Linked DNA regions of Mus musculus: regions 2, 3, 4, 5, 6 and 7 are each linked to region 1. Evidence: chromatin loops called from intact Hi-C (ENCODE). Cell type or tissue: left cerebral cortex. All regions are shown on one strand. Each heading gives the region's core, and the rest is flanking DNA. Links, peaks and the distances in the headings are about the cores only.

Region 1 (4,432 bases), core at 198-4,197:
TCTCGTTTCGCCAGCGCCGAGACTCCTCGACTCAGTGCGCGCAGCCCGAGGCCGCCCCGCCCCCGGGCAGAAGCGCCCGCCCGCCCGCCTGCCCGCCCCGGGGGCTACCCAGACAGGCGTCCGACCCAGAGCGAGGCGAGCGCCTTTCGAGGAGCTTGCCAGACGGAGAGGGACAGTTTGGGGACTGTGTTAGAATATCGAGCTGCTGCTGCTGCTGGGAGGAATTTCACTGAATGTTCCCTGCTAAGATAGGGGAAACATTTGGTCTCCCCCCCCCCAAAAAAAAAACCGACAGAAAGTGAGGAGAAGTCGCCTAGGACCTAAGAAACAACGCCCCGCCCGGCCCCCAACCCCAGCATTCCTTTAGACTTTTTTTTCCCCCAACCTCCAGGAAATCCCCGAATCCGCATTTGAATGCCTCTCTCCCAGGCTGCAGCCTCTGGGGTGAAAAACTACAGAGGGTCTGGAAAGGAATGCAGTTAGGTCGGAATTTACTTCCTCCTGAAATCCACATTAGGCCAGAAGAAATGCATAAGTTTTCCCGCGACCTGTTAATTCAGACTCACTTGGACCTCAGACTCTCTCGGATCGCCGCGGTGAGCCCCAACGCCAGTCTCCGAGACAGACGACCCCCACGCCGCACCCTCTCAATCCCGGGGTCTGCGGGACAAAGGGTGCTGAGCCTCCCTGTGAGCATTCTCAGCGTTTAATTCTGCCCCAAGGCTCTGTGAGCCTGGCCCCGCAGCTCCGGTGAGAAAGAGAGATCCCCAGCAAGCAGGCTCCCCACTTGCAGAACTCCCTCTGGCGCCCGAGCGTCCAGCCAGCGCATCCTAGTGCTGCAAGTCTATCCCCGGCGCCTGCAGAGCTCCAGGTACCGGCTGAAGAGCAAAGGAGACTCAGCCGAAGCCAGCCACGTTTTGGGAAAGGAAGCTCAGAGAAAAGGAAGGACTTGACCTCGGAAAGTTTGTGGGGCTCGAACATTTTAACGCTGCGAGGACGAAGAGATCAGATTTCCCTAGGAGCGGGTGGAGGCAGCTGCAGAGGGAATTGCACCGCAGACGGGGGCCAGAGTGTATTTCTTTGGCTCAAAGTTAACGTCACTTCTTAAGCCATCTTAAAGCGAGGTGGCTGAAAAAATAATAATAATGGTGTCTAGCAGGTTACGCTTGGGAAGGAAAAGTAGTGCCTGCAGAATGAGTGTGCTGATTCGTACCTCTGAATTCCCCGCTCGGTATTTAGAACACATATATTCACAACACCCAGAAAAGGCAAAACCCAAAGACTCATCTGGCCCCGGCTTACAAATTGCTCAAAGTGCTCGCAGAGTTACCGGTCAGTGAACGCTGCGAAAGTGAGAGACCTGATCTCCAAGCTCAACCAGTTTGCGATCCCCCCCTCCCCTCCCCGGAATTTTAACGCTCAACAAAACATAGACACACACACACACACACACACACACGCAAGCAAGCCGTTGGGGGAGGGGATGTAAGAGGGCCTAGGGTACCGCTGCTAGGAGAGGGAAAGAACAATAAAAAGTATAAATACACATCGTTCAATAACATTAAATCATCACTGGATTTTCTAAATGGTACAAAAAAATTCTTGTTAAAAAAACATTCATTGATATATTAATGCTTACTAGGACTAAAATATCTAATTAAGAATCCTAAATATCCAGGCTTACTAGAAGTTGCACTTGGTCGCTACAGGAACTGCCGAAAGCCAAAAATGCAGTCTCCTGTGTTGCCACATCTTCCTAATCCTTTAGCCACCAACGGAACGAAATGGAGAGATACCTTTTTGGCTACGAGAGAATCACATGAAGAGAGGTGTAGTTCAAGTTCCGCGAACATCCTTTAAATAGTCGATCTTCTTTGACCCTGTCCCCAGAGCCTCATTGAAATTAGGTGGAAGGACTTTCCCCCCCAACCTCCCCCAAAAAACCCGCTCCTCCAGCACTGCCTCTGCACTCGGTCCACCCAAGCTGGTTTTCTAAAATGCATTAAGTGTCGTTCGGCGTAAATGAAGGCTAGGGTGGAAGCGATCAAGCTCTGTCTGGTCCACGTCGTTAAGAGTACCCGGCAGGTCCAAGTTCGAGGTCTACACTGAGCTGAGAGCTGGGAGCGCGCCTTGCCCAATGCTCGGACTAGAGGGCGCTGCGCCACTGCAGATCACTCAGTCCCCAACGCGCCCTCCCAGGGCACCATTTCTATAACAAGTTACACTGAAAATAATGCACAAACGGCTTCACTTCTCAAGTTCTTTTGAACAGCGCTCTGTGTGTATTTTGTGAATTCCAAAAGCTGCGCATGCTTGCCTTTCATTCCCGCGCCCCGTGAAGGCCGCGGGCAGTCCAGTTCCTTGAGCGCAGACCTTGTAGGATACACATGATTTCCCCACTCGCTTACTGTGAAACACCCCCACGTTATTTCATTTACAATTAAAACTTCAATTCTACCAGGCATGCAATGAACAAAGAACTCACCACAGTAGCCCGGTCCTCGGTGCTCTCCCTTCTAGTCCCCGGCAGTTGGGTAATTCCCACGCCGTTTGGATATTTGTTAGGATCCGGGCTCGAAGTACCAACTTTGCCTCCCTTGGATCTTCAGCATATCCCCAAGCAGAGCGCGATCCTCCTCCAGTGCTGGCGGGACTCAGGTGGGCGCCTTCTCTGTGGCTCTCGACCCGGGGAAAGTTTGAGCACCAAAAGAGGTGGAGAGAGAGCGCACGAGGTCTGGGGAGAGCGCCGAGGGGAAGCCAAGTTTGTCAGGACATGTCCAGGCAGCCAGCTGCCGAGTTGAGGAGTTACGGCTGGCAACTGCGGCGGATCTCTCTGCTTCTTTTCCCTACTCCTCCCTCTAGGAGCGGCTGGGGGGAGGGGAGGTGACGTCAGAGCCCCGCCTCGCCCCCGACTCCCCGGAGCTGACCGGGTTCTCCGACTTCATTCGGCCTCCCAGCCAGTTGCAGCTAAGGACGCCCAGGCTGCCTCCAGCTTCCCCGTTGCAGTGATCTCCGTGGCCGCAGCCGTCCCAGGAAGAAATGTCCGTCCCTTTCCTCCCCGCGGAGTCTTGGGGCTCCGCCGAGTGCTGGCTTCTTCGCACTCACCACGGAATCAGCCAGCCAGGGCCCCCCGTGGCGCTCGCCTCCCGGGCTTCGGAAATACCGGGTCCGGCAGCGTTTCCCACGCCTCGGACTGCAGGTGATGCTCTTCCTCTTCTGCAGCTGAAACTCCTCGCAACGAGTCTGTGTCGCCCGCCCGGGTTTTTGCAGGGCAGAACCGCGATCAGTCTCTGCAAGCTTACTGGACGACTCGGACTTTGTCGTCCTCCAACTTCTGGAGATGTGATGTTTTAAATTTTTAAACTATTTAAAATTTTAAATAGTTCTCGTTGTCCAACGCTGCTGTGGTCTTTGTGTTGAAAATCGTATTTTTAATCTCCAAATCCTTTCCAAATGCTCCTCTGTCTTTAGACCTAGTCTGAATCATAGATTTCGAGAGGTAGGGGGAAGCGACAGGGGCGGAGCTAGTTTTTTTTAACGTGTCTTACAAGTAATCTGTAGTGATAATGGCTAATACACAAATCAATTGCCTACACCTTGAAACAACATAAATTTACAAAAATGCAAACCCCGTTGAAGCTTAATTTATAAATGGACATGTCGCTTTTATATAAGCGTCCAGGCTCTGGGAAAATATCTACTATGGGATATTTTTTTAATGCCACTAAAATACCAAAATGCATCTCCTGAACAGCATGAGAAAATAAAGGAGCCATTTATGTAAATTGACACTGCCCCAAAAGATTATTATTAGATTTGAAGGAACCTAGGAGAGAAGGGGATGGGACTGGAGGCAGGTTCTATCAACATGTTTTCATCTGTTTGCGTAAATATATTGGTCTGTGTAGAGGTTAAGAGCAAACAAAGCTAGGGGGCTCAAACGGTAAGAAAAGAGGAAGAGACCGAATGTTGTGGGTGTGTGCATAGACTTGAGAACTGCTCCAAGCTGCAGTGAACTCCCTCATCTGAGGTAGTATGGGACCAATATCTGTTGTGAAAGGTAAAACTTGTACGTTACAAGCAAGCCTCCCTGGGTCTCATCTGTTTGCCACACGGATAGCATCCATTCGTGCAGATATGTTTTTTACTGACCATCTTAGAAAATGTCTAGCATGTATGTAAAGGGTACTTCTTATCGCGTGTTCGCCCAGGCCCCTGATTTTCCTTTGCGATCTGAAATTTTTTATAAGGGAGGTGGGCTGGCTGCGGGGGTGGGGAGGTGGGGGGGGAGGGATAAACTTAGAGACCACTGAGCATCCAGGGGCAGCTGGGGAGGAGGGAATCCGAGAGACTGTTTCATCAAGCAAGCCTGTCAGTGCCTAGTCACTTCTATCCCTCACTATGGTAACTGCGCATGCTCAGCCCTGCTTTT
Region 2 (4,432 bases), core at 178-4,177, 730 kb after region 1:
ATTCATATAAAATTCCAGTTAAAAAAATGTATACCATCCCTCAGAAAATTAAATACTGCTTCACCAAGCTACAAATAGTTTTTAACCAAAATTCAATTATCACTTACAAGATTTTTCATGATACATGTTGTGCCTTCCTGAATACAGAGGCATAATATATGCACCTGGGGATCACTAATGCACACGTGAGTTTATCATCTGGATGGGAGATAACGATGCCCCAAAGCCTATCAAGGTGTCTGCAAATGTTTATTTTTACTTTTGCTCTAGACGGCTGTGTTTTTTAAGGCTTATGTCTTCTATTTATATTTTCTGTCACCTTTTGTGTTGTTGGGCTGTCATCTGTCATTTAATCTTGCTGTTAGTGTGCTTTTAGGCTCTTACGTTCCAATTTGTAGTTTATAAGATGTGTTAGGTAGGGCAAACAGAGACAAGCTAATTATGATTGTGTTCTAAAGATGAGAAATGTGACTCAGAGTGAGACGCCGTGCATCTGAATAAAGTTTATAGACTACAAAGTGAATGCAGAAATACTTTATTTTGCAGGACTAGCTCTCATTTTCAGTTGCAGTAGAGGCCACAGCAAATGCATTATGAGATGTCTATTCAGATGCCATATGAGTGAACACTAATAAATATCCATAAAAATTAAAGGACCGTGTGATGGTGTTTATGGACAATGTGTAGAAAAGTGCATGTCTTAGTTAAGGTCCTTTTTGGAAACAGATGGCTCATTCAAATTGGTTGTTTTAAGAGATCTTTATAGATGACTGTTTCCAAAGGTGAAAACTGTTTGAAAATAATTTGTAAAGAGCTGGTACAATAGGTTAGAGTTGATAACTCAAGAGTTGTTTCCAGGACTAAGCAGGGAAGTCATTGTTGCCCAACTTTGAAGAGACCTTTGTCTGTAGGGAAGCACTTGTGATGTGTCATAGGCTTTCTTGAATTGACAATCAGGTCATGGCAGGAGAATGCCAGAAGAATAAAAGTTTGATTCCACTCCACTTTCACCTTGATCTCCTTCCATGCTGCTCACTGATCACACAAGCCAGGATGTCAGAGAAGAGGAACTCATATTTATCATATGTTAGTTAGACTCTTTGGGGAAGAAAGCTTGCAGTACTGAGTAGATATGGAAGAGTAAATAAGAAGGTAGGCACCACAGGATATAAATGAAACTTGAGAAGGGCCCAGAAAACAGCAACCTACAGAAACAGCACATACAGCAAGCTACATGGGTTTCCTGCTTAGCTTCTTAGCTTGTTGTTGTGATGACATACTCTGTCAAAAGCAACTTAAAGGAGAAGGGGCTAATGCTGGTCCACAGTTCCAGTTTATAGTGTGTCATGGCAGGAAAGGCAGAACAGCAGGGAGTTATCCACACACACCCACAGTGAAGCAGCAAAAGGAGACAGGTGGAGGCGAGCCGGTGCTTAGCTCCTCTTCTTATTTTAGTTAGTTCAGTATGTTTCAACCCAAGGAATATTTCCAACATTAGTAAAGATGTGTCTTCCCCTATCAATTAAAACACAATTAGAATAATCCTCCCCAGGCATTCTAGAGACCTATCACCCAAATGATTCTAGATTTTGTTAAGTTGACAAATAACACTATCTTTCACAATACCATTATCTATTAATTGCAAAATAAGTGTGCTGCTAATATCATTATGATGGCATGCCATCTTTCTTTGGGAAATTCCAGTAAATGAATCATAATTTGCATCCAGAGGCTATCTCAAAATAGAATGTTGAAAGAAAATATTCTGACATTAATTCTTAATTCAATGTAAAAATGAAGATGTTTTATTATCAATAAAATAAAGATAATATCAAATTACATAAACTGCCTTTTTCTAAAAACCAAGAACACTTATTTTGGTTAATTTTCTAACATAAGAAATTTATTGAATATAGTGCAGAATAAAATATGGGTTCTTTGGGCAAAATTGCTATCTGTATTTTCAGGAAATTATTTTCCTTCAACTCTTTTGTGAAAAAAGCATGTAATTCACTTTCACCATTAAATTATCTCATAAAGTATCATATTTTTCTATAGAGTATGTTTATATTGAAGTTAATTTCAAAGTAGAGAAATTTAATACTACTTTTATGAATGTAGTGATAAAAATTCTTTTTAAATAATTAAAAAACTCTTATTAAAGTATACAGGAATTTCACTTCAGTAAGAATCTAATTTGTTTTCTTACTTTTTTTTAATGTTTGAAAGCATAGTCAGGATTCTATAGTCTCAGGGGAGCTTTTTAAGGAAATAATCTTTATTCTTATAAACAAAAAAGGAAAAGTCCCACATTCATTTTTCAATTCAAGGAATGAAAATGCTTCTGAATGCATGGCCCAGTGACCTAGAAAGAATACTTAACTGCAGGCTAAGAAAAGAAGATTTAAAAAAAACCTCACTATCTCTGAAAAAAAAAAGTGCTGTTATTGTTGTAGCTCCTCTGCTCCATTTCACTTCCATTTTATATAAGTGAACAATTATAGCAACCACGGGGCACTGGTGGTAAGTCATGTACATAGCTACACATTTTCCTGAAAATATCTTATCTCACATCTCCTCCGCATTTGCACATCATGTTGAGTAGGGGAGAAGATAGAAGAGACACAATTTGCCAGCTGAACCCACAGCAATGGTACAAACATCTACCAGGTTGGAAAGTAGACTGTTAAGAGTTAAAGGTTTTAAAATAGAATGGCTGTCTTGTCCTAGAGGAACTTGGATCTGAGAAGAAGGCAGTGGAAGTTTAATATCTTGGAGCAATGGCTATGGTTAACCTGCACACAATAAGCTAATAGTATCAAGGAAAATCATGCAGCGACATCCCTGAAAGGGCAGATCACATTAGCTTACTTGGAGGAGATCTTAAGCAAAGTACTAAGTTACCTTTAATACACGGGAGCAAGCCATTCCAGGTAAGAGAGATAAATGTCATGCTTAGGGAACAATGGATAATTGTATATGATAAACAAGAACTGTGAAGTTAAACATTTCATTGTGATTATTAATCAAGCTCAGAAGTTGTCGAATCACTATGCCCATAAGCAAGGTCATTCTGGAAAAACAATCATTTTTCTTGAGCAGATACCAACAGTATTCTGATGATAGGGGGAAAAAAACTCTCCATGCTGCTTTATATTCTGATAGTATTGACTAGAAATGGCATAGTAGAAAATATAGAAAAGATAATTTATCTATGTATGGTAGTACATACTTCCAATCCTAGCAGGCTGGGGCTGGACACAGGTAGATATCTGTTAGGTCAAGCACAGCTAAGACCACAGAGAGATCTTGTCTCAAAAACAAACACTAAAGAATTTATAACAAACACTGTGTAGAACTGAATACAGTACTCCTTATTTCATGTATTTGTGGGGGAAGGATGAAGAAATATATTTATGTTACCACTATAATACTTAATAAAGTAAAATAAGTTAAATGAAAATAGTCTAGCCATATAAATTAACATTGTACAATGTCCAATATAGTTGTTTTATATGAATATATGTTCACCACACACACACACATATGCAGTTATGCATACAAATATATGTATACACAACTTAGTATATAGTAGCAGTTAATCTTAAAAATTGGTCAGTAACTACAGAGAGAGAGAGAGAGAGAGAAAGAATAAAATCTGTGAGACAAGATGGAAACTCCACTTCTCTGAATATTACTTATTTTATGTGTTTTATGTTTGGAAATATAAAACTACGGAGATGGTTTACATTATTAATAAAAGTTTATATCAAGAAAGGAAATGTTGAAGAGAAAAACACAGTTCTTATCATTCAGCATTTCACAATAACACTAAAATGCAAGGGTAAAATACTTCTCTGGGGAGATGACTCGGTGACTTTCTCTCCTTACTTTTACCCCTCTGTATGTGGTGACTTAAAGCCACTGTAACAGCTATAATGTGATAATTGTTCCATCTTAAGACTCATCATTCTTACAAATGATTGAAGTCCCTTTTCTTTAAAAGCAAGTTTCAGTTGAATGTCTCTCACTTCCTACCACAATAACTGAATGAGCCATAGAGCAAGAGTGGGGGGCCAGAGATGGCTCAGTAGGCAAAACACTTGCTCAGGGTAAAATACTGATGGCCTGAGTTCAATCTGTGGGTCCTGAAACTTGTCCTCTGACCTCTTCCCACTTGCTGTGGTGACCACATACACACACGCACACACACGCACATACACACATGTACACATGCATGCATGCACATGCTTTTTTTTTTTAATAATGGAGTTATGTCACTTAAGCATATGCCATTAAACAATGTTTCTCTCAACATCCATAGAGTATTTAACAGAACCCTAGTAGCAGGCACTGTGGAGAGCCATGCCGCGAGCAATTGCGTTCATGCTGCCAGTAATCTCTGAGGAGAGCCGTGTGTGCCGCGAGCAAT
Region 3 (4,432 bases), core at 134-4,133, 560 kb after region 1:
AAAGAGTCAGAGCATTCCAGAGCAAATGGTAATTTTTGCTTAAATCATAGTGATAAGATAAATTATTATTCCCTTGGAACAGTGATTTTCAACCGGTTGGAGGTCAAACGACCCTTTCACAGGGGGTCTCATATCAGATACCCTGTATATCAGATAGTTACATTACGATTCATAACAGTAAAAAAAAAATCACATTTATGGAGTAGCAATGAAAATAATTTTATGGTTAGGGTTCACCACAATATGAATAGGAAGGTTGAGAACCACTCTTTTAGAGCAATAGCTGGCAGACAAGCTTACTGCCAAGCATAAAATATCTGAGCTTCCCAAGTTCAAGATTCCTTACCCGTATCTTGCTGCAGAGGCAAGGGTCCCTGAATATTTATCTCTTTGAGTTATCCTTTGGGAATTGCGTTGTGGAACTACAAGAAGATACTAGCAGTCCAGCTGCCGCTCTTTCTTGAGCAGTAGTCCTTTAACTCTGACCTGTGAGTTTCATGACTTTTAACAGAATCCATGAAACTTCAGCAAACTAGCTTATTAGCTTCTAGGCAAGATAACATATAAAAACTCACTCTCCCTTGTTCTTAATATCATTGAAAGAAAGATGGAAGAAGAAAATGTCAATGTTTTGCCTCCATATACTCTAACTTTTGGCATTGCTATAATTGTAAGTGTCCATTTTTTAAATTAAATTAATTTAATGATTTTCTTAGTGTGTAATAAACATGTGTGTTTGTGTATGTGTGTGTGCGTGTGTGTGCGTGCGTGCGTGTGTGTGTGTGTGTGTGTGTGTGTGTGTGTGTGTGTGTGTGTGTAACAGTTGTTACAAAGGTTTAGAGGCACAAAGTTTCAAAATAGCCAATTAATTCATTTGTTAACATAAAAGAAAAACTATGTATAGCTTCTAGTATTAGGTCTGGAATGTGGAGAAAGATAGAAATAAGATGTTATAGCCTTCTGAACTGATTTAGAAAATGAATTTTTTGTCATCTTTACCTTTATGTATTATACTTTAATGAAGTTCCTCAGGATTTCTTTGAAGTTCTCTGTGTAGAGTGGGGCTACTGAATTGAATCTAGGCAGTGCGATTTCTGAAAAAAAGAGGATTATCCCCAAACACATGGTGTGCTTGCCAAGGCTCTGGGAAAAAGCCTTCCTAAAATAACTAACTGTTCCATTTGCTCCCAGCTGCCTCGGATGCTTTATCATCGGAAGGAAATCCACTTATCCAATGTTTTCAGTAAAGGATTAAACTGTACAGACAGGGAGCAAAGTGACTCGTAGCTCAAAGCGATAGTGTGGCATACATGAATAAAACTTCCTGGGGCTGGAGAGAGATCACTAGGTAAGAGGTTTGCTAAGCAAGCATGAAGGCCCGAGTTCGGATTCCTCAGAGCCCATGTGAAAATCTGGGCAGAGCAGTGCTTGCCCGAAATCTTAATTATGGGAGGATAAAAGCGATAGGATGCTGCTACTGATGGTTAGCTTGTTTGACTGAGTCTGCAAGCACCGGGTTTATTGAGACACCCTTTGTAGAAAAATAAATTGGTGAGTGATTGCCCAAGGCAGGTGTCAATCTCCAGTCTCTTTGCACAGGACACATACATGAGTACATACTGAGAGAAAGAGAGGGTGTGTGTGTGGGTGGGGGGGGGGCGGGGGGGCGAGACAGACAGACAGACAGACAGACAGACAGACAGACATATCAGACAGAAAGAGAGACAGAAAGGGAGATATCTTTTTTTCCATATTTAACTTGTGATGGAGTTTTATATAAAAGAGAACTGGAGATGGAAGAATTTTCTGAGTAAATACTATCCAAACACGGGCTTGGCAGGCAGATTTTATCTTCCACACAAATTCAACTTAGCTGCCAGTTATTTCCTAGGATATTGCTTAGGAAGAGTTCTTGGAATAGTCCAGGGTTGGAGAAACAGGTCCAGAGTCATCTGGCTGTGGTTGCCAAGTGTGTGGAAGGAGAGTTGCTGCACATATGCTAGAGCTTTGCTGTATGTGCCCTATGTTGCTACTCACAAATGGCTTCAAATGTCAGTGTGCTTCTTGGCCCTATCATCATTTAGTGGCCAGAAAATAACACAAATCCACTAAGAGAATAATTACTTTCTTCTCTTTAAGTTTTCTTACCTTCTGTACATGGAGACTGTTTTGATGTCCTCAGTTCCTGGGATACCAAAAACTTTGGGTTTTACTTTTTTAAATGATAATATTTATTTATTTATGTTTTAAGGCAGGGTCTTACTATGTAGCTCTGGCTGTCCTGGAAATCACTATGGAGACCAGGCTGACCTTGAACTCACAGAAATCCACCTTCCGAGTGCTGGGATTAAAGGTTCTATTACACGCCAGGCATGCTGGCATACACCTTTAAGCTCAGTACTTGGGAGGCAGAGGTTGGTGGGCAGCCTTCTCTACAAAGCTAGTCTAGGACAGCCAGGGCTCTGTTACACTTAGAAACCCTGTCTCAAGCCCCCCCCCCAAAAAAAAAAACTCCATTACAAAAGCTATGTCTATTTGATGGCTAATATTTAATAGATATACCAAATAAGACAGGAAGTTTTTCCTCCTGTCTGCTGAAACTGGCTAACTCTACTCCTGAGAATTGTTTTGTTTTGTTTTGCTACAAGTGAGTGAAATCTAAGTTTAATTAGCTTGAGCTCAAAGAGGAGATGAATATCTCTTGTAACCAAATTGCATAAAAGATGAGAGTGTGTCCTTATAGATTACTAGAAGTGAAATTTGAAATGCCATCAGGTATTTCTTCGTCTCTAGGTTTTTCTTTCTCTGGATAATTTCCTTTTCTGTTTTTATGCTCTTGATATGTGTTTATTTCCAGTGTGTATAAATGCAGTGTGTAAATGCAATCGAGTATGTGTTTCAAGTGTAGGGTCAGCAGCTTTGGGGAATAAGTTATTACCTTCTACTTTGTTTGAGGCAGGCAGCATCAGAGTAATCTCCCTACATACTCCTCCCACACCCACCTGCCATCTCCTTACAGAAACTCTGGGATTACAGATACAGATGAGCACATCTGGCCCCTTTTGTGGATTATGTGGATTTGAACTGTGGCCATCAGACTGTGGGGCACATACTTTTACCCACCGAGCTGCACTGATTTTCTTAAGTTATTGTCATCCGTTAAGCTCACCTATGTTTGAGGTAAAATCGCCTTTTTGTAATTGTTGTTTCTCACCCAGCCAAAGAGAGGAGCTTTCATTTGTTAGTCCCAATTATAGAAAGAAAAAAAAAAAAACTAAATGATAAGGAAAGTTTTTTTTTTTTTTTATACTACCACGGTTTACTGCACTGACATAACTTGATTCAAAGACCTTTTTATAGCCAGACACATATATTTACAGTACATACTGGCTCCGTCTACAGCCACGATGTTAAAAGGTATATTTCCCAGAAAATGGAAGTTTTGTTTATTAACTAAAAAAGCAAAGTAATTGCTGGAAAACCAAACCAGTAAGTGTTCATTAATTTCTAGATTTCCTGGGCAACTTTGGTCAGACATATAAATCTTCTCTGAATTTTATTTGTGAGACATAAAAACGATTTTTCCAATTTTCCTTTAAAACTTTTAATAGCTTTCTGTTATCTACAAGGAAATGTATAATTCCTTAGTGTTGCTCAAAGGGCATTTCTGGTGTTGGTTTCTACTTATTTTAGTTCCTTTAAAAAAAAAAAAAGAACTAGCATGCTATCACATTCCCTTCTGAGGAACCATTTTCCCTAGTTGATCATGTGGCCCATAGAGTGATATATATTCTATGTTCCTGAGTTTACTTCTTTGATTAACATGATTTAAGAACTTAGAGAACTTCTACCTATTAAAATTCACCTCAAAAGTTTTCTATTGAGGGAGACTCACAGAGTCTGTTCCCAGCATTAGCCTACCTTGTGAGCAATTATTCTTGAAACATCCTTTTGGACTAGTTTATTTTTATTACTATTTTATAATATCACACATCTTCCAGTGTTTCAGTAGGTGTCAGTTGCAGACAGAGTCTTGGTAAGGGGTGGGATTTTTATTAACCCTTTCTTCTCCATGATGTGGTTTTGTCTGATTTGAACTTGTACAGGTCTTGTGTCGGTCACAGTCTCTGTCAGTATATACACGTTACAGTTGGTTCCCTTATGTTTGGAAAATACCTTTTCTTTGGAGTCATCTACCATCTCTGACTCTTGTAATATTCCCGCCCACTTTTCTTCACAAGTCTATTGAGCAGAGAGTTTGGGAAAGACATTCCATTTAGTACCGAGTGCTCCAAAGTCTCTCATGGTCTGCACATGTCGCCTTTGTGGGTCTCTGTGTTAATTACTGCCTACTCTATGGTTTCTCTAATGAGGACTGAGCAATGTGAAGGACTACAGATATAACACCATGTCATTAGGAGTAATTTTATTA
Region 4 (4,432 bases), core at 272-4,271, 86 kb before region 1:
ATGCTCAAACTGCTTCTTCAGAGAAATGTCGCCAGAAGGTCCAATCTGGAAGTGGTCATGATGCTCCTTAAGGTAGTAGTGTATGTCACCATTTCTGCCACTGTCTCTGTCAATGGCAGTAACATAGCGAATGACGTGGCCCACCTCAGCATCCACCTTCACCACAGCGTAGTAGGGAAGGTTAACAAACACTGGAGCATTATCATTCTGGTCTTCGACGGTGACTTTCACCACGACGTGGGCCACCGCTGACGGCTCGTGTTCCTTAGTCACCTCTACCACCACGTCAAACGTCTCCTGTTGCTCACGGTCAAACGGTATCCCGGTGGTGGACAACACGCCCGACGTGTGGCTGATTTTAAATCTGCGGTCTGGGTTGAGGATGCGGTAAAACAAAGGCTCATTGAGTGGGTTCCCTATCGCAGTGATGACAGCTAACGTTCTGGCTTCCGTGGAGTTCTCTTTCACAACTGCGGAGTAGGCGTCTTGGGTAAACTTGAGGGGACTCTCTCTGCTCTCCTTTACGTTGATTTTCACGGAGGCCATGCTTGTGAACCTGCCGTCGGAGGCGCGGACGGTCAGCTCATAGCGGCTTCGTAGCTGAGTCGTGTTCTGTATTGCGATGGTGCCAGTCTTGTGGTCCATTGAGAACTTCTCCCCAATGTTGCCTTCAGTGATGGAGTACATGACCTGGGAGAATGCCTTGGAGTCAGCGTCTGTGGCGTTCACCGTGATGACGTTCACGCCTCTGTATGTCGGCAGGAGAAGAGACACTTCGTACAGTGACTTAGAGAAGACAGGGGGGCAGTCGTTGATGTCGATCACGTGCACAGTCACATTCGCTGCGTACTCGGCGAACAGACGAGGAGTCCCCATGTCGTGCACTTGGACGGTGAAGTGAAAAGCATGTGTTTCTTCATAGTCCAGACTCAGCACTGTACGGATGGCGCCGGTGGTGGGGTCAATAGCAAAATAGTTGTGCACGGACGGCTCAACGATTTGATAGACGAGCAGAGCATTGGATTCCCTGTCAGCATCCGTCGCTCGAATCACCAGCGGAACGTTCCTGTCTGTCAGCACCACACTGTTGACGGAGGCTGACTCGCTGATGAATCCTGAATATTCTGCCTGCGTGAAAACGGGCGGGTTGTCGTTCTCATCCCGCACGTGCACCACCACCGTTGTGTTGGTGGACAAACCGGCCATGTTGGTCCCTTGCACTGTCAATGAATACATGGGCAGTGTTTCAAAATCCAAGGCTCTCTGAGTGATGATGCTTCCGGAATGCGGGTTAATGTTAAATGCGTCGCCCATGTTTCCGTCTCTTATTTCATACATCACTGATGACTGGCTGTGTGCAGAGACCATCCCAACAAAACTTCCAATCCTGATGGCTTCACTAATCTCCGCAGAGTACTCTTTGGATGTGAACTTGGGAGAGGCATTGTCAGCAACAGTGACAGCGATACGCACGGAGGTCATCTCGCTCATAGGTGGATCGCCTTTGTCTGTAGCTTTTACCATTAAATCATAATCTACTTGGTGACTTCGGTCCAATTCTCTGGCAGTTTTTATAGAGCCCAAGATGGGGTCAATTGTAAAAGAATTTCCAATGTTTCCTGGAAGGGCAAGAAAAAAAAGAGTCAGAGAAAGAAACCTATTAGAAAAGAGCCAAGGACAACAGAAATAGCAGAGAAACAGATATTTAAAACTTACACCCTGAATTTAAATAGAAACGAAGGGGATATCAACAGTTGAATGAGACATTCAATTTATTTCATTTTTTTTTAACCCATTTAAACCGTTCAGAATTTTGGCTGTCAAATATGAAAAGCAAAGAACAGAAAAAAATATATTGTTTTGTGACTAACGCCAAAATCCTCTCTCTGCTCAAGTGAAAAATGTGTTGTAGAGACACATGGCTCTCCTCTCAAAATAGCAATTCAGTGAAGGATTTTCCAACAGAATGCTGAAACTCTCTGCTGGATGCATCAATTTTATCAGCACTCACCACTTTACAAGGGAAATGCTTAATTCACTAAGAAATTTTACGCTGGGGTTTCAGAGGGCTTCTTCTTGTAAGAAGTTAGGGGACCGAGAAACCGTTTTCTGTAGCCCACCGCCCTTCAGGAGTTTTCAAGATGTCCACAATCTTCCCTTCTTAACCTTTGCCAAGCTGACTTGATCATGTAGTTGGTGACTCTCAAGGAGGAGAGATTTTGCTTCCAGGGGGACATCTGGCAGAGCTCGGCTGTCAACAGCACTTGGAAAGGAGGAAGCGTTGCTTCCACGTAGATGATAGCAGCCAAGAGACAAAAACAGCGTACGCCACGCACAACGGCCTCCCTCGGCAACAAGGAGCTGTTTTTGCTTCCAAACATCAACCGCACTGATGCAGCCGAGAAGCAAACCGCTACGACAGATGGGCTTTGCTGGCATCTCCTCGGACCTTCCCAGGCTCGCCCACGCAGATTCAATATTTCCCCCAATGCCTCAAAACCCCACAGGGTTGGGAGTTCCTAAGAGACCAGTACGTACTCTCCATGTTCTGGATGGAGCATGGGCACCGTGGGGGGTCTCTGGGGTCTACCCCTTCGCTGATCCTCGCTATCCCTTTTCTGTCTTATAAACAAACATCTATACATCACTCCCAGAACGGGATCCGTTCTTCCCTGATGAACACTTGGTGGCCCAGCTCGGGTCACCTGCCACTAAACTTTTCTCACACTCCTCTTGCTGGGTTTTACTACCAGCAAACTACTTAGTGTCATCTGTCAAGCCAAGGATTAGCAAGCCCCTCTCTCTCCCCATTAAGAGTAAGCATTTCCTCTACCAAATTCATTTCCTTCATTAAATACATTTTCCAAAAATCCATGACATTTTTTTTTCCTGAGGCCAGACATAGTCTGGTTTTCATTAGGTTGGCCTGGCTCTGTGTCCAAGCCCCAAGGCAGTGCCTGGGTTTGAAACAGGGAGGAGGCCCCGGGCTTCTCCAGACCCTGAAGGTCTGGGCTGAGCCTTGGCCCAGGCCTCTGCCAGGCTGCGCAGACGCTAATTTCCGGCCTGTCTGCATTTGGGAGAATCTCGATTCTAGGTTATCCTTGTGCCTCAGGCAATCACCAAACCTCAGATGCTTCTCTTTGTCCACCTGCCCATTACTCTCACCTTCCAAACTTGACTGGCTGGGTAGGAGGTGACACCTGCTCACCTTTCTGGCAAGTGACTCTATCTCTCCCAAGCCCCCTAGCTTTCTGAGGCCTGTTTTGGAAAGCAGCCCATTTGGCAACATTCATATCCATTCTTCTACACGTGTTTATCTTATTTTTCCACAGGGAAATCTTATTTGCTCGTAAAAGTTCATACATCCTAGGCCTCAAATGTAGAAGTGAATCAACATGTTTAGTGTTGCAAGACAGTGTTCAAGAGATGCACTAGTGTTCTCAGCCCCGGTCAGATCAACATCCTCTCTGCTCTCCTCTCCTCTCATGCCAGGGACCCCATATTCCACCCTGTTCTCCCCTAACGCAGCCTTCCCTGGCTATTCTCAGAATCTCTCTAGTCACCCATTTACTCTTTCATTTTTCGTTCACCAGAATGCCCCTGCCTGAAGACTCCTCCTTCCTTCCCTATCCGGTGTGGCTACGTTTATTTTTTATTATACACGTGTTCTCTTTCCTCCTATTTATTTATTTTTGCTTTCTCTCTTGTTTCTGTATAGCTGAGACTCAACACGAAAACACTATGTATCGCAGGCGGGACTCCTACTCACCATCCTCCGGCCTCAGCCTCCCAAGGGCTATGCTTAAAGGCGTATGCCATCATACCCAGCTCCTGAATCCTCTCTATAGTATGGATAACATTCTTACTATGCATACACAATGTGAAGTTCAACAATATCATCATCTGCGGTATCCTAGCATTGAATTAACAGGACCCTGAGCCCGTTGCTGACATAAAAATGGTAAAAACAGGAGCCCAGAGTGATTTGGTATTTGGACCTCACACAGGTACGTATCGGGCACAAAGCTTCAGCCGTACAGAAGGCAGCCCAGACTGCCGACTGCGGAAAGTGAGCGACTGGCAACAGGTACGTTTTTCTCAGCCCTGAAATAACAGGTTTGCCCCCTGAGAATGGGAATAAGGTAGTGGGCGAACTTTGTACCAGGGTGGGGTTGACATTTATGCTTGCTGAAGTGGTATAACTTTAAATTATAGTCTTGCATTTCAACGGGGGAGTTATCTGGACTAACAAGTCAATGTTGCCCTTAAGTCGTGACTATTTACTAGATAGCACAGAAAAGAGACATGTAGTGGGACCCCATCTCTTCCTATGTCTGACACATGGCCCGTGCGTGTTCAGTAAGGACTTGCTGACAGTGTGGAAACCTCTCCCACGTGTCAGTGGCAATTATACTGTAAACCTGAGGGACAA
Region 5 (4,432 bases), core at 153-4,152, 910 kb after region 1:
ATGCTAGATTTAGGAATTAGAATCAATCTTTCTGACACTAGATGGCTCATCTCCTATGTGCCTTTTTTGGTAGAAACTCATACTTTGGTCCTCACCATATACTGTTTCCCCCTTTCTGGTGCAATAGCCACCCCTGCCTCACAGTCTGCTAACCTCTCAAAAAGGAAATTGTCGTATACCTTATTGCACATAAAATGCATTTTGTCTTTTCAACTGCTTAGTTGAATTTAAGACTTTCTAGTGTGTGTTAAACAGAATGAGTGATAGAATTTTCATAGTGCTACTTTAGGTGCTACTTGCTCAATCTTTGTCCTTAGTACCCAACACAGACTTGCTCATAAGGATGTGATGTGCCTTTGAAGGCACAACGATGTATCATCATGCCTGGGTCTCTGCGGGGACTGACTGCTCTGTAGTTTACTTCATTATCAGTATAGCACATAGAGGTACTTGGGTTCCTGCTAGAAAGATTCCCTTCCTGGCTTAAGTCATTTCCATAGGTGTAGGAAAAGCCTGAATTGCTTCCAAGTTTTTAACCAATCAGAGAAAAAAAGTTAAAACATTAAGTGCTATTAACATTAGCCTATTTAAAACTACATATCATCTGGAAAGTTGAGCCTTTTACAAAAGTCTGTGGTTACAAAAGTGACAGGAAAGCCAGGCCTCTGCAGTTGGTGAACGTCTACCCCTATAGACAAGAGACCCTGTGCCACCCCCATCATGAACTTGAGTTCTTCATGCTGTATTTGGAATGACCAGGGAACTCTGATGTTTCAAAGGTGAGTTGCAAAGCGGCCAAAGCACTCCAGCGTGACACAGCTTTGCTTCCAGCTTCTTGTTTAACAATGCCATCAGTTTAACGTTAACTGAAAAGGTAATTATTCTCCAGTTTCACTGAGCCATTAGGGGGAAAACACTCCAGCAGATGAAATATTGTGCTTTGAGGATCAGCTGGAAACTTTTCAGCCTTCAGAGTAGGGGAGGGATTCATCTATTTTCAAGGAAGAAGATTTAGGATCTTCCCTGGATTGGAAGTGGGAACAGAACAAGAAGTCTTGAATAATCTGGTTTTGTGGGCTACTCCGAACGTTGCTTTGATGCAATGCTTCATACTTTTGCAAGCACACTGTCATTAGTTGTTACAGGATGCTGGCTTTAGGAGCATGCAACGAAAGCACTGCCAAGTGCTGTGTACCAAATCAAACAAACAAACAAAGAAGCAAACAACAACAACAAAGAATGAACCAACCAAACAAACAAATGAACAAACAAAACCAAAAAATAATCACTTGAAATAGAAAATGCTACAGATGACATTAATGATGAATTCTTCCCCCAGACCCTGTCAGCAAATACAGTTGGGCATAAAGCAAATATGAGGAAGAAAAGGGCTTGGGATCTAGGGCTGAGAAGTGAAGAATTGAGCAACCTACTTTCTATGTCACTCCCACTTTAGCTGGGAAGACGGAACATGTCACCTAGTCACCAGCTGAAGTCAATCCTGCCTGCGGTGTTGGTAGCAGAGCTGGAATTTGGATACATTTGGTAGCAATAAGAAGTGCAGAAGCAACATACGTTGATGGAATTTGTGGGCCAAATAAATAAATACATAAATGAAACGAGTGGAGTTCAAAAACCAAAGGCAGGGTTAGCCTCTTCAGTACATCTGCTAAGTGATGAAATAGTCGCTCCCATGAAGTAGAGAGAAATTAAAGAAAATTCTACTACCAAAAGTCTCTAATAAAGCATTCGCAAATAATAAAAGAAAAAGAGAAGAAAAGAAAAGTCCTCTGCCAATTGCAAGAGACAATTCAAATCTGGACAGCCGTGTGTGTTTTATATTTCAGTAGATATGTCAGCTTCTTCACTGTAACACTACAATAAACCTGCCTACTGTTCCTAACAGACTAATATTAAAAACAAAACCTTATCAAAGAATATTTTCATTTGTTATCAATACTATTTTCCCCTTGCCAACTCTTTTTGAAAGCATAATAAAAATAAAATAAAATCAAGATTTTGAGATTAGAAGACAAGTGGTAGGGATTATTATTATTGTTGTTGTTGTTGTTGTTGTATTGTTTAGCTTTGTTTTTGTTTTGTTTCCTTAATGGGGTTTATGGAGAAGAAAAAGCACATAGGGTCTCAAATCCCATCTCATTTTTGTTTGCACTTTATTTCTGATCTTGTGTTTCGCCCGTAACACATTCAATTTGAGGGTACTTGTTCAGATTCTACTGCGCATGCTTCCAGAATAAACATCTCTGAAAAGTTTAACTGCATGGCATCTGCACACAGTCTAGATAATCTTTATCTCAGCTTTGTACTCTAGCTGATAGAATAAACTGTTGTGACATTGAATGAAATATATTCCCTGACTTACTTTCAGCATTATTTTTATGACTTTTTTTCCCTAATGAAATAAACACAGGTCACCCTAAATTTAAGCAAGAAACACTGTCATTTGTGTGGATGAGCAAGGCATAAGTATATTTTGAATGCAAGCATGTTTGAGGGGTTTTATTTTAATTCATTTATAAGTTTAAGTGTATCAGTGTTTTACGTATAAATATGCCTGTGCAACTGTGTGCATGTAGTTCCCCCAGACACCAGAAGAGGGCGGCAGATCCTCCTGGGATTAGCGTTGCAGATGGTGACAGATGTTTGGTATTCAAACCCTGGTAGCCAGTGCTACTATCTGTCAAAATTACATGCTAAAAATTTTAAAAATTCAACTAATTGGAGAGAATTCTGCTAAGTAGGTCAGTCATTCTATTACCTCATTTTATAATTAAAAATCACCTTAGCACCCATCTCTCACCACTTCAAAGAAAATTAAATAGAAAACTGTTTGGCTGACATGGAAGCTATTTCAGTCTTTTAAACATTGCCATAGTTTAAAATTCTCTTTTCAAAATTGAAACTGCAGTAGTCAACCCTAAAAACTGCTTATTTTGTTGGTTGCTAGGTACAGCTTTGTTTCTCTTGTTAGGGAAAAAAAATCCACAAAAAGATAAAGCGTACAGTGAAGTAGGTAATGTGTTTCATTCCATATCACAACAGTTTATTCTATCAGGTAGAGTGCAGAGCTGAGATAAAGCAATCTGGACTATCTGCAGAGGTCATGCAGTTAAACTTTTCAGAGGTGTTTATTCTGGAAGCCTGCATGGCAGGATCTGAAGAAGCGCCCTCAAATTGAATGTGGTATGGGCTAACCATGAGATGTGAAATGAAGTACAAGCAAAAATGAGACGTGACTTGAGACCTTCTTCTCCTTTGCCACACCTCTGAGCTTTTTCTTCCCCATAAAGCCCCATCAAGGAAAACAAACAACAAACCTTATCCATTTGCCTTCTAATCTCAAATCTTGATTGCATTCTATTTTTTTTAATTATGATTTCAAAACAGGATGGAAATGGAAGAGTGTTGACAGTAAAGGAAATGCTCTTTGATGAGCTTTTTCAGATCCAGTTAGAAATAGTAGCCAGAGAGGCTTATGGTATTATTATCGTGAAGAAGGTATTATAGCAACCAGGGCATAAAACACACATTGATAATTTTATGTCCAGTTGCAGCATACAAGCAGGAACCCCATTAAGCATATACACTGAATATACCCAATAGCATGCGTACTGAACTTCTATCCAATAACATGTACACTGAACTTTCTTCCACAGTATGGGCTGATGTTCTCTCTAATAGCATGTTTACTTAGCACCTCTTCACCACATGTACCTTGTTCTTGCTTAAGTTGAGGGGTAGCCTGTGATAAATCCGGTTGCTGTTATACGTATTCAATATTGACATGAAAATAAAACAAACGCCCATCAAAGGCTTTGAATGGCTGAGGGAACGCTAGATTGTCTTAAACGCAGTGGGTTAGCCATGGTTGGCGCCGTCTCCTTACTGAATCGTACTAGGCACTTCCTGCTGCACTGCACAGGCAGACTGCAACTCGGGTTCTCTGCATCCCTCTTAACCATGCGAATGCAATTCATTTCACAATAAGCGACCTTGATCTCAGTGATATGACTGGTTTTAGCACGGTGAGCCTGACAGTGAGCTAGCTTCTAGAGCTGTAAACTATTTCTGCTTGGGGTCACATATTTCTGTCAGAACCGGACCTTTCATGCCAACAGCAAAGTCAAAGATACACGAAGCACAGGCGTACCCAGATAGGCATCCTGTGCCCAGTTTGCGCATGCGAGTTTGCTCAATGAAAATGAGACCTTCTATGTCTTTTCTAGAACCTTACACTTTGCAAACGTAAGAGGGGACATGAATGACGCTGAAAGCCTGTTTCTGGGTGCTTGTTACACAGCATCATTTTGCTCTATGTGACCAAACGTAACTGAAAAAAAAAAAAAAACAGTGGGGGAAGCTTAAAATTATGGCTTTCCTAATTCTAGGAACCCATTAGAAAATTTCATGT
Region 6 (4,432 bases), core at 307-4,306, 50 kb before region 1:
CAGTCCCACTCAGTAAGCCACAACTCAGGGAAAGAGACTCGGAGTAACTTTCCTCTAGACAGCCAGAGTAATTGGGGTAAGGCTATCCAATCCTTAAAAACAAAAAAAGCTAAGGAAAAAAATAGGAAAGATTTGCAAGCCTCGCATAAGAGATTACTCAGGTCTCTTATATGTTAAACCTCTTAACATCTTTAACCATCTTAAGCAAACAGACAACCAGTATGTTATAAAAATATAAATTCTCCCAGTTGAACTCCAAGGGTGTATCTTTCCTAGCTGCTCCTGGAGTTTCTGGTTCCTCATACGAAACACAGCAACTATGCACTTCATGAATAAACTGCCCAAGCTGGAGTTAGGATACAGAGTCTTCCACTGAGATCCAAACCAGGGCCGTTGTTACTGAGAGAACTGGGAAGAGGGGAATCATATACCCACCGAAAACAGACCCAGTTACAGACATCTATTAAAACTTCAATTCCAGAATCCTCCAACAAAGTAATCAGAAGTAGAAATGTGAACTCTCTTAAGCAAATCTGGCCTTTCCCCGATTTCCTGGGCTGCCACTCCATTAAAATGCAATTAAACCCATTGGACAAGTGAAGTGTTATTAGAAAATTTCAAGTAGACAAGACACATGGTGGTTCTGCCCCCTGCCTCTCACTTCTAACCGTTAGATATTTCATGCTGCTTGCTTGCTTGCTTGCTTGCTTGCTTGCTTGCTTTCTTTTTCTTTCTTTCTTTCTTTCTTTCTTTCTTTCTTTCTTTCTTTCCTTCCTTCCTTCCTTCCTTCCTTCCTTCCTTCTTCTTTCCTTCCTTCCTTTCTTTTTCTTAATCATAATTCTCTTGATGTTCATAAAGCAATGACAATTCTATACACAATTTTCTCTGGATTCACTCCATGCCAGACATCGTGGTAGCCCCGTGCTGTACCGTGACACCTTTCCTGACACGCCTCGACTAGTGATGCTATTGTTTCCACTTCATGATGAAAACCTCAGACGTGAGGAACATTCCCAGTAAAGGGCAGATCCTTGGAACCCAGAGCCAGCACAAAGCCTGGTCCTGTCTATTCTGAGCACAATGATTGGAGGATAAAGATCAATACTCAGGTGAAGATTATACATTCATTCAAATACAACAGCTTTAAGGAGAAGACATGAAATGCAAGCACGGTGTGATGGACGACCGGTGATTGGCTTTCCTTTACATTTTTTTTCCTCGTCTCATCTATGTAGCCTTCTGCTTAGAACTGGTTCTCCGGTCCAATCAACCACGCACAGGGCAAAAGTCATGTTCATCTTGATGTGAATGCCTCCTAAGAACTCCTAGCTATGGCCAGGAGAATAGCTGAGTATAAGGAAAGGTTGGGAACAATGTTGTATTAAATATTAATTAAGAGAGTAAGACTAGGGACCGTGAAGGCCACTTCCCTATGGCAGGAAGTCAGGTTACAGGGATGGACCGCAGGGGTTGATAGGAGTCCAGCCCATTCTTTACAGAAAGCCTCAGCTCTAAAATAATCCACATGCCAGTCATCTAGAAGTATGACCAGAAATAATATTTATTCTTTGAGTCACTCTGAGTCCTTATTCCTGTAATCAACACAGCTACCACCAACACCAGGGAAAGAATGGCAAATAAAACTGACACCTTCGAGCCATCACGGGGTGTGAATGAGACAACCATACTCATTCTTAAAATTCTACTCCTCTTCTTAATTCTCTTGCCTCTGAGTCAACTTTCAAATGCTGATAACCAGTGATGACTTTTTTTTTTCTTTTTTTTCTTTCCTTTTTTTTTTTTTTTGCATAAGAAGTTACAAACTTGTTCTTCCTGGGAAAAATAAAATCTAGTCTTTAAATGAATCTTATCCCGACTTCGACAACCTGTTGCGGTTTTCCCTCCAGACCTGTCTGTTCCTAGTTATAATTTTCTATCTTTCATTTCTTTGCTTTTTAAACAAAAGCAGAATGGTTGCTATGAGACAGAATCTCCTGCCTCTGTATCAGGTGCTGGGATTATGGGTCCTTACCAAACCATGCCTGGCTCTCTTTCACCTTTTAGATAGCAGTGACAGTATGCAATTAGAGGACAGATAAGGCCAGGGTGTCAAGAGGAAGAGGCAACCCAGCCTTCTAAAATTCCCTCTGGTTAGATGCAGAAGTAAAATCTAGTAGAATGGGGAGGAACAGGGTAATCACAGGACGCTTATCTGGTGAGGAATGTGGGAGCCACACAGGATGACCAGGGAGACTTTCAATGACAACCATGCTGCGCACAGAAGACAGCCCAGACATGCCTGTACTATGAGCTGCCAGCAGTGTGCTATAATCAGGAATTGTTCCCTTTCTTTAATGAAGTATTACAGAAGTCTGAGTGCCCAACTTTCTAACCTTGAGAATACAATGAAGACATTTTTTCCAAAAAAGGCTGCTAATAAGCTGAACAACCTGAAAAAGGGCTGGAAATCTGAAACCATTAGCTAAAACTATTTATCATTCCTAACGTGCTTCACGGGATTGCAAAGCCACCACCAGATGTCACTATGGAAACTGACTTTAAATATGCATCGGTTGAAATTGCTACTATGCTGAAGGGAGAGATCACGTGACTTCTAAAAGAGCACTCATCCATAAATGGGATATCTTTTATCAAATACCTAGGGATTTAGGGATGGAGGAGGAGGAGGAAGAAAGATGCTAAGAGCCAGAGGTGATAGGGGACTCTGAGGAAACAAGAGTCTTCCAGATACTGATACACAGCAAGAAACTAAGGTAGCACACACAAGACCTGTGCCTGGTTCAAACCAAACAAAACCCCTGCAGTGAACACAGGAAGTAGATAAAAAGTCCCGCCCCTAACAAGAAGGCTCCTGCAAGTTTTGCCTGCTGGCAAAGAGAAAGTCAGTTTTCTCGATGGGCGTGTCACCAGGTATCTCAACCAGACCCGAGGCACACCCTGTGCTGGGAGAGGAGGCCAACACAAGAAAAGGCTCCCTGGGTCTTTTGTATTTTTGTCATATTGTTAAGGTTTTTTGGTTGGGTTTTTGTTGTTGTTGTTTTGTTTTGTTTTGTTTTGTTTTTTGGTGGGTAAGGAAGTAGGTAGGATCTTGGAACTGGGGGTAAGAAAAAGAATATAATCAGGATATACTATATGAAAAAAAATTTAATTATGAAAAAGAAAACATAGCTGTGGCAGACCCTCGTCCCAGAAAGACTCAGCAGATATTTAACCAAGTCGGTATTGGTGTCATTTTTCCCTGGCCTGGTTTTTCTAGGCTTGTGGCACATCATACCAATTGCTCAAGAAAACAGTTACAGGTCCATCAAGCTTTCCAGTCTTGCTACCACTAAGGCTGGTTTCACTGTCACTTCAAATCCTGTCTGCCCTCAGCATCTACCTCACAGCTGACACTGTGGCCTCCATTCCAACATAGGGACTTTTGTAAGGCAAAATGACGTTGCCACACTGCCAAAACAAAACAAAACAAAAAGTGAGTGATTCAACTTTCCATGCCCACAGAACACCTCTCCTATTGAAGTTTGCCAATTTTAGTTAACGGACCATGGTTGCTAGTGGGACCTAGTGCCAGAGATTCTGATAAAACTGTTATTTCTGAATCTTTGGATACTCCTACTCAAAAATAAAGTTCAGAACACAACTGCACAGTAGCCTCCTTTAAAACTGGGAGGGGCTGGGGATGCAACTTCACGAGACGGCACTTGCTAGGGAGCAAGCCTCGGATTTGGGTGCCAGCATTAAGTCACCCAACCCTTATCTCCAAATGTTGCAGTTTAGTGTCTTTCTATTATAGATACCTAACACCTGGGACAAGTAACCTAACTTGATAGAAGCGTTATTCTGTCTCACACCATCAGAATACCATGATCAACAGTCATACTGATAAATGTCATAGCCTTTGAGGCTTTTAAAGGAGTGAAAATTTTAAATCTGACTCATCTTTAAAATAACCACCAATTTTACATGCAACATTATCTAATAAGAAACCCTTGAATTCTTTTAGAACTGTGTGATCGATCACATATATACACATATATATAAAACATAGTATATTATATATAATATATGATCACATAGATGTCTGTATGGACATTATATAATATATACATATATATATAACTTAATATATATTATATACAATATATAATATATAGAGATGATTAATATATAAGATGGGAAAATGTAAAGACTGAAATGTAATGGTTTTACTTTGTACAGAAACAATGAAAAACTAAATTCTAGTACTTTTGAAAACCAGAATGCTCCATGAATATTTACATGTACATATAAGTACCTAAAATTGTAATTTTCTGAAGTCAGATGACTACAGAAAATACCAAACACTTTATAAGTACTGACAGTCAGCTGGAAGCGCTGCCTCCTGCTTGTAATCTCAAGGCTCTGAGGCTTA
Region 7 (4,432 bases), core at 257-4,256, 63 kb before region 1:
ACGATCCTTTTCCAAATGTATCATCAGGCTGTGCTTTCATGGGCTCTAGTAAAGGGTTGTCATATCACAGGTCAAAAAGAAAAAGCTGAGCTGGCCACAGGGAAAAGCAGCACCTTTTGTTTTGTTTTGTTTTGTTTTTTGGTGGTAGAGTTAGCGGCTGCTTTCAGTTTTGTTTGGGGAGACTGGATATCCCTAGCTGCCCCAGATCTTGGGTTCCTTTTGCCTAGGCCTCCAGAATCCTGGCTTTACAGGTGTGACCCACCACCCCCTGCTTCCTTTTTAGCACAATAATTGGGTGCTTCCTTTGGTGCCAGGCTAAGCATTCTAGGAATCAGAAACATTAAGGAAAATCAAAATAAGATAAGCCCTAGGGGCAGTCAGTAAAGTGGTTGAGCAACCTTTAGACAAAGAGCTACCAGAACTAAGAGGCAAACGTTATTGTGAGCCTTGGGTATGAATGCTAACTTCCTATACAAAATGTATATGGAAATATTTACAAAGCAATTTGTCAAAAGAGAAAGGAGGAACTGGTCAGGGAAGAGACTGAGACGGGGCAAGGAAGGTGTTTCCTTTCCTATACTAGAATTCTCAAGGAAGGGATCTTCAGTTCTTAACAAATCTTTTACTTGAAACTTTATAGCCTTAAAAATACGTTAAAACTCAAAGCAAAAGATATAGGAGAACAATTTACTGGGTGGAAATTTTAGATGGAAAAGAATCCAATACAGTATTTCTTTCTCTTTCCTTCCTTCCTTCTTTCTTAAGATTTATTTATTTGTTATTTATATGAGTATACAGTAGCTGTCTTCAGACACACCAGAAGAGAGCATCAGATCCCACTATAGATGCTTGTGAGCCATCAGGTGGTTGCTGGGAATTGAACTCAGGTCCTCTGGAGCCATCTCTCCAGCCCCCAATACAGATTTCTAAAGCCTGAACTATGCAGCCATTGACAAACATAAATAAGACTTATAGATATATATGTGTATATATATATATATATATATATTTTATATTTATATTTTATATAAGTATGCTGTCTTCATGCACACTAGGAAAGATGTCAGATCACATTATACATAGATAGTTGTGAGTCACTACGTGGTTGCTGGGAATTGAATTCACAACTTCTTAACCTCTAAGCCATCTCTCCAGTCCCACATTTTCGTTTTCATTTTAAACCACCACAGTGGCAAGTGGGAGACAACTTCTTCTAATAAGTTAAAGCAACTGGAAATGGAATGAATTTTATTCTAAATTAGAGTCCCACTACACAAACCATATTTCCTAGAAGTGGAGAGTGTTTAAAATTCCCGCCCAGGCAGGGGTGGTACACGCCTTTAATCCCAGGGAGTCCCTTGACTCCCTCATATACCATGTTCTACACTGTGCATTTCTCATTTACCATGTTATACAGTGTGACTCCCTCATATACCATGTTCTACAGTGTGCATTTCTGCCACCTGAGTAGAAATGTATGCCCTCAGGGGTTCACCTAAAAAAAAAAAAAACAAAAACAAAACAAACAAACAAACAAAAACACCGAAACAGGCAGGGCACAGTGACATCAGTGAGATTAATCAAGACAGTAGCTCCAAAACTAACAGGACAATGTATCCTCTCTAGTCAGAAAACACTCACTCTCCCTGCATTCTCAAACCTATCTTTTTCATCTTAGCTATCTCTCTGTTCCTCTTACACACTGATACCATTTTTTTTAACCTCAAAAATAATGTCAACTATCAGAATAAAATAGCAGTAGTTAAAGACAGTGTTCTAGCTGCTAAACAAGTCTCTTCACGTCTCCATAACATAACAACATTAAAATACACATCGTCAGTTGTACTGCCTCAGGAACTCAGAAGCTACAGTCATAGGGGAAATAAATCATTATGTTTTAAGATGACATATTAAAAATACTCTACCGGCAGTGGTGGCGCATGCCTTTAATCCCAGCACTTGGGAGGCAGAGACAGGCAGATTTCTGAGTTCGAGGCCAGCCTGGTCTACAGAGTTAGTTCCAGGACAGCCAAGGCTACACAGAGAAACCCTGTCTCGAAAAACCAAAAAAGTACTCTGAGGCATCAATATAGGAGACAATAAGAAATACCATGTGTACCATGTGACTGCATGAGCATCTTCTCCATGAACACTTTAGCCTGTATATTTGAAACAGCTCTAATGAAATAAAAAATGGCCTCGGACCAAAGACATCTGTAGCAGCTGGGAAGATCACAGAGGAGGGGGGTGGGTGTGTGTGGGTGTGGGTAAGGTGGAGAGACAGGCAAGCAACGGATGCTAAAGGGGGCCTGGGGAAAGCAGAACCATTCCAACTGGCTGAGTTTTTAAACCCTTTACCAGTGAACTGGAAAGCAAGCAGGGAGTGAGTAGCATTCCCACAGCCAGCGCTGTGCTTGGCTCTGTCATGGATACAATAACTGGGTACAGAAAGGTCCTGGCCCTTGAGGACTGGAGCCAGGAAGAGAACCAAGCAACAGGGCAAGATCAGAACCAACAATGAAAAAGTCAGAGTCTTGCTTAGCTCAGACCATCAGGGGGCAGGACAACACGTCTCCCTTTTCCCATGCTGGAGACTTGGAGGGCGTCATAGGCGGAGGCAAAGGTTCAGCTCTCCCCATCAACTCTCCTATAGCTGTCATTGTGCATCTACTCTTAGAGCTTCTGTCGGAGGCTCTCAGAGCCTTGGCAGCGTGCGCTGTCTTCCTATAGGTAGTGTTCTGAGACCGGTTCTAACTGCAGTTGGCTGGGAGATCTTTGGCAGCTGTGGCCATCTGAGCAGCTATTGTTTGTCACTGCAGTACTGGTGCCGGCAGGATTAGGCTTGGAGCCAAAAATGGAATTCTATTCATAGCCTGTCAGGGCTGGAAAGGAGCTCGGAATTCACTTAACTCGAACTTTCAGAGGTCCGCAGAAAACACTAATAAAATTAATCAGACGGTCACTCTGAAGCCACACAAGGAGGGGCTGAGGTCAGTATCGCCCGCTTTTCTTCTGCTTTTACATCTGTTCTGCGAGCTGTTTCCTGGTGGAAATTAGTGGTTTCAGAACACAAGATCAGAAGGCAAATCAATTTTGCTGTGAATTAATTGTTTTTAGTATTCTATATAAGTTATGTAGGAGGGAAGGAGGCCTGGAGGGAGGGAAAGCACTCAATCAACTGTAAGGTTAATATCTAAGGTTAACATCGGCAAACTTCAACGAAAGCATCTTAAGTGCAAAATCTTACATGTACTTTAGTCACTGACGTTCAGTGACCTAGAATCGCAGAATTCTCCTTGATCCAACTGACCCTAAGGATCCCACGAAAACAGATTTGATGGGGGGAAAAATGCACCAGATAAGGCAGGAGATAAAACCTGACTTTTAAGACTTTAGAGGTAATACATTTCACCATAAAATAAAAACTAGTAATGAGAAATAGATTTTAAAAAAGTCTATAGCCCTTAAAATACACGAAGGTGACTTTCTGTTGTTGTTGTTAATGAATCCCTGCCATTGTGGCGTGAGTGGCCTTTCAGTTCCTTCCTTTCTAGAGCTATCAAATGTTACACCGGAAACCCTCGGAAGTTGTTTGCGGCTGTAACTACTTCCTATTGAACTGTGTTAGGTCTCCTTTCCAGCCACAATAAAATGCCATTTTCTTATTGCCTCATTACTCAGTAATACAAGACTCACTTACTAAAGGAGCATGCAGCTAGAATGCGATTAGGTGCCCAGTATATCTACTACCCACTGCAGTATTCTGCAGTGATTAAAGAACGCTCGGTTTGTCGATTACTAAATGTAAATATTCTATTTCCACTAAATCTGTTTGTAATCTTCTACTGAACAGTCACACCATCCCTTATATACCCGACACAGATAGCTCTTTATGAAATACTCTATTCTACATGTAAGCAAGGAAATCAGAGGCCCTTGTATATTGGTGTTCTCCTAAAAGCACAACAAATGTATAATGTAGTCCTTTTGAGTATGAACAACTCAGTCCCAGACAAGGTTACGAAAAAAAACAGGGGAGGGAGGAACCTTCCAAGAACCAAGAGCCAACCAGGGGAGCTGGCACTGCAGCTCTGGCTGTTTGTAATAAGATATACCAGCAGTACAAGGGCGAAAATATCAAATTTAGGCATCTTTTATCTTCCAGTGAGAAATGATTTATTTCTTAAAGGGGAAAAGAACTAATTAGTATTGCTACCCACTTCTAAACATCTACCAGGAACTTGTTAAATCTCAAAAAACATGCTTAATAACGCATATTCTAAGTGTTGTAATTTAAGCGCCTGGAAAGGCAACACTCAGTCTGTCTATATGCACTCTTGTTTACAGAATGGGAAAAGTTGGGTCTTTTATTTCAGAGTTTAATAATTTAAATAGCTGCTGCCCCATTTCAAGAAAAAAGAAAAAAAAATCA

What was found. Peaks named below come from ENCODE experiments on the same cell type or tissue, not always from the same donor. Only the 100,000 strongest peaks of a DNase experiment are listed, where the experiment ranks them.
Region 2: a loop joins it to region 1, with 3 times the contacts of the local background. A loop is called at or near these places in 2 of 42 quality-filtered maps.
Region 3: it touches region 1 in a loop (2.5-fold over the local background); 3 of 42 quality-filtered maps call a loop at or near these places.
Region 4: it touches region 1 in a loop (2.9-fold over the local background); 6 of 42 quality-filtered maps call a loop at or near these places.
Region 5: a loop joins it to region 1, with 6 times the contacts of the local background. A loop is called at or near these places in 5 of 42 quality-filtered maps.
Region 6: a loop joins it to region 1, with 8 times the contacts of the local background. A loop is called at or near these places in 15 of 42 quality-filtered maps.
Region 7: it touches region 1 in a loop (3-fold over the local background); 11 of 42 quality-filtered maps call a loop at or near these places.

Annotation. Positions count from the first base shown.
Region 1 is chr8:44,933,675-44,938,106 of GRCm38, reverse strand. It overlaps a transcript of Fat1 not described here. Among named protein-coding and RNA genes, the nearest start is that of Fat1, 14 kb to the left of the region's middle. In left cerebral cortex, for the core only: CTCF peaks have their summits at 808, 2,158 and 3,160; DNase peaks (open chromatin) are centred at 847, 2,163, 2,922 and 3,155; H3K4me3 peaks cover 3,771 bases; H3K27ac peaks cover 1,741 bases.
Region 2 is chr8:44,200,525-44,204,956 of GRCm38, reverse strand. No RefSeq gene overlaps it. Among named protein-coding and RNA genes, the nearest start is that of Gm45488, 500 kb to the right of the region's middle. In left cerebral cortex, for the core only: no CTCF peak of the experiment used is centred there; DNase peaks (open chromatin) are centred at 1,335 and 2,539.
Region 3 is chr8:44,370,938-44,375,369 of GRCm38, reverse strand. No RefSeq gene overlaps it. Among named protein-coding and RNA genes, the nearest start is that of Gm30397, 390 kb to the left of the region's middle. In left cerebral cortex, for the core only: no CTCF peak of the experiment used is centred there; DNase peaks (open chromatin) are centred at 1,202 and 1,888.
Region 4 is chr8:45,019,991-45,024,422 of GRCm38, reverse strand. Fat1 (FAT atypical cadherin 1) reads right to left here. Exons shown (of 26, transcript NM_001081286.2): 9 at 1-1,619. Among named protein-coding and RNA genes, the nearest start is that of AY512931, 43 kb to the left of the region's middle. In left cerebral cortex, for the core only: no CTCF peak of the experiment used is centred there; DNase peaks (open chromatin) are centred at 1,985 and 2,344; H3K4me3 peaks cover 281 bases; H3K27ac peaks cover 770 bases.
Region 5 is chr8:44,024,315-44,028,746 of GRCm38, reverse strand. No RefSeq gene overlaps it. Among named protein-coding and RNA genes, the nearest start is that of Gm45488, 320 kb to the right of the region's middle. In left cerebral cortex, for the core only: a CTCF peak has its summit at 2,600 (motif pointing right); a DNase peak (open chromatin) is centred at 2,615.
Region 6 is chr8:44,983,937-44,988,368 of GRCm38, reverse strand. The region is part of intron 1 of Fat1 (FAT atypical cadherin 1); the gene reads right to left. Among named protein-coding and RNA genes, the nearest start is that of Fat1, 36 kb to the right of the region's middle. In left cerebral cortex, for the core only: a CTCF peak has its summit at 2,530 (motif pointing right); a DNase peak (open chromatin) is centred at 2,538.
Region 7 is chr8:44,997,175-45,001,606 of GRCm38, reverse strand. All of the region lies in intron 2 of Fat1 (FAT atypical cadherin 1), which reads right to left. Among named protein-coding and RNA genes, the nearest start is that of Fat1, 49 kb to the right of the region's middle. In left cerebral cortex, for the core only: a CTCF peak has its summit at 2,563 (motif pointing right); a DNase peak (open chromatin) is centred at 2,757; H3K4me3 peaks cover 719 bases; H3K27ac peaks cover 808 bases.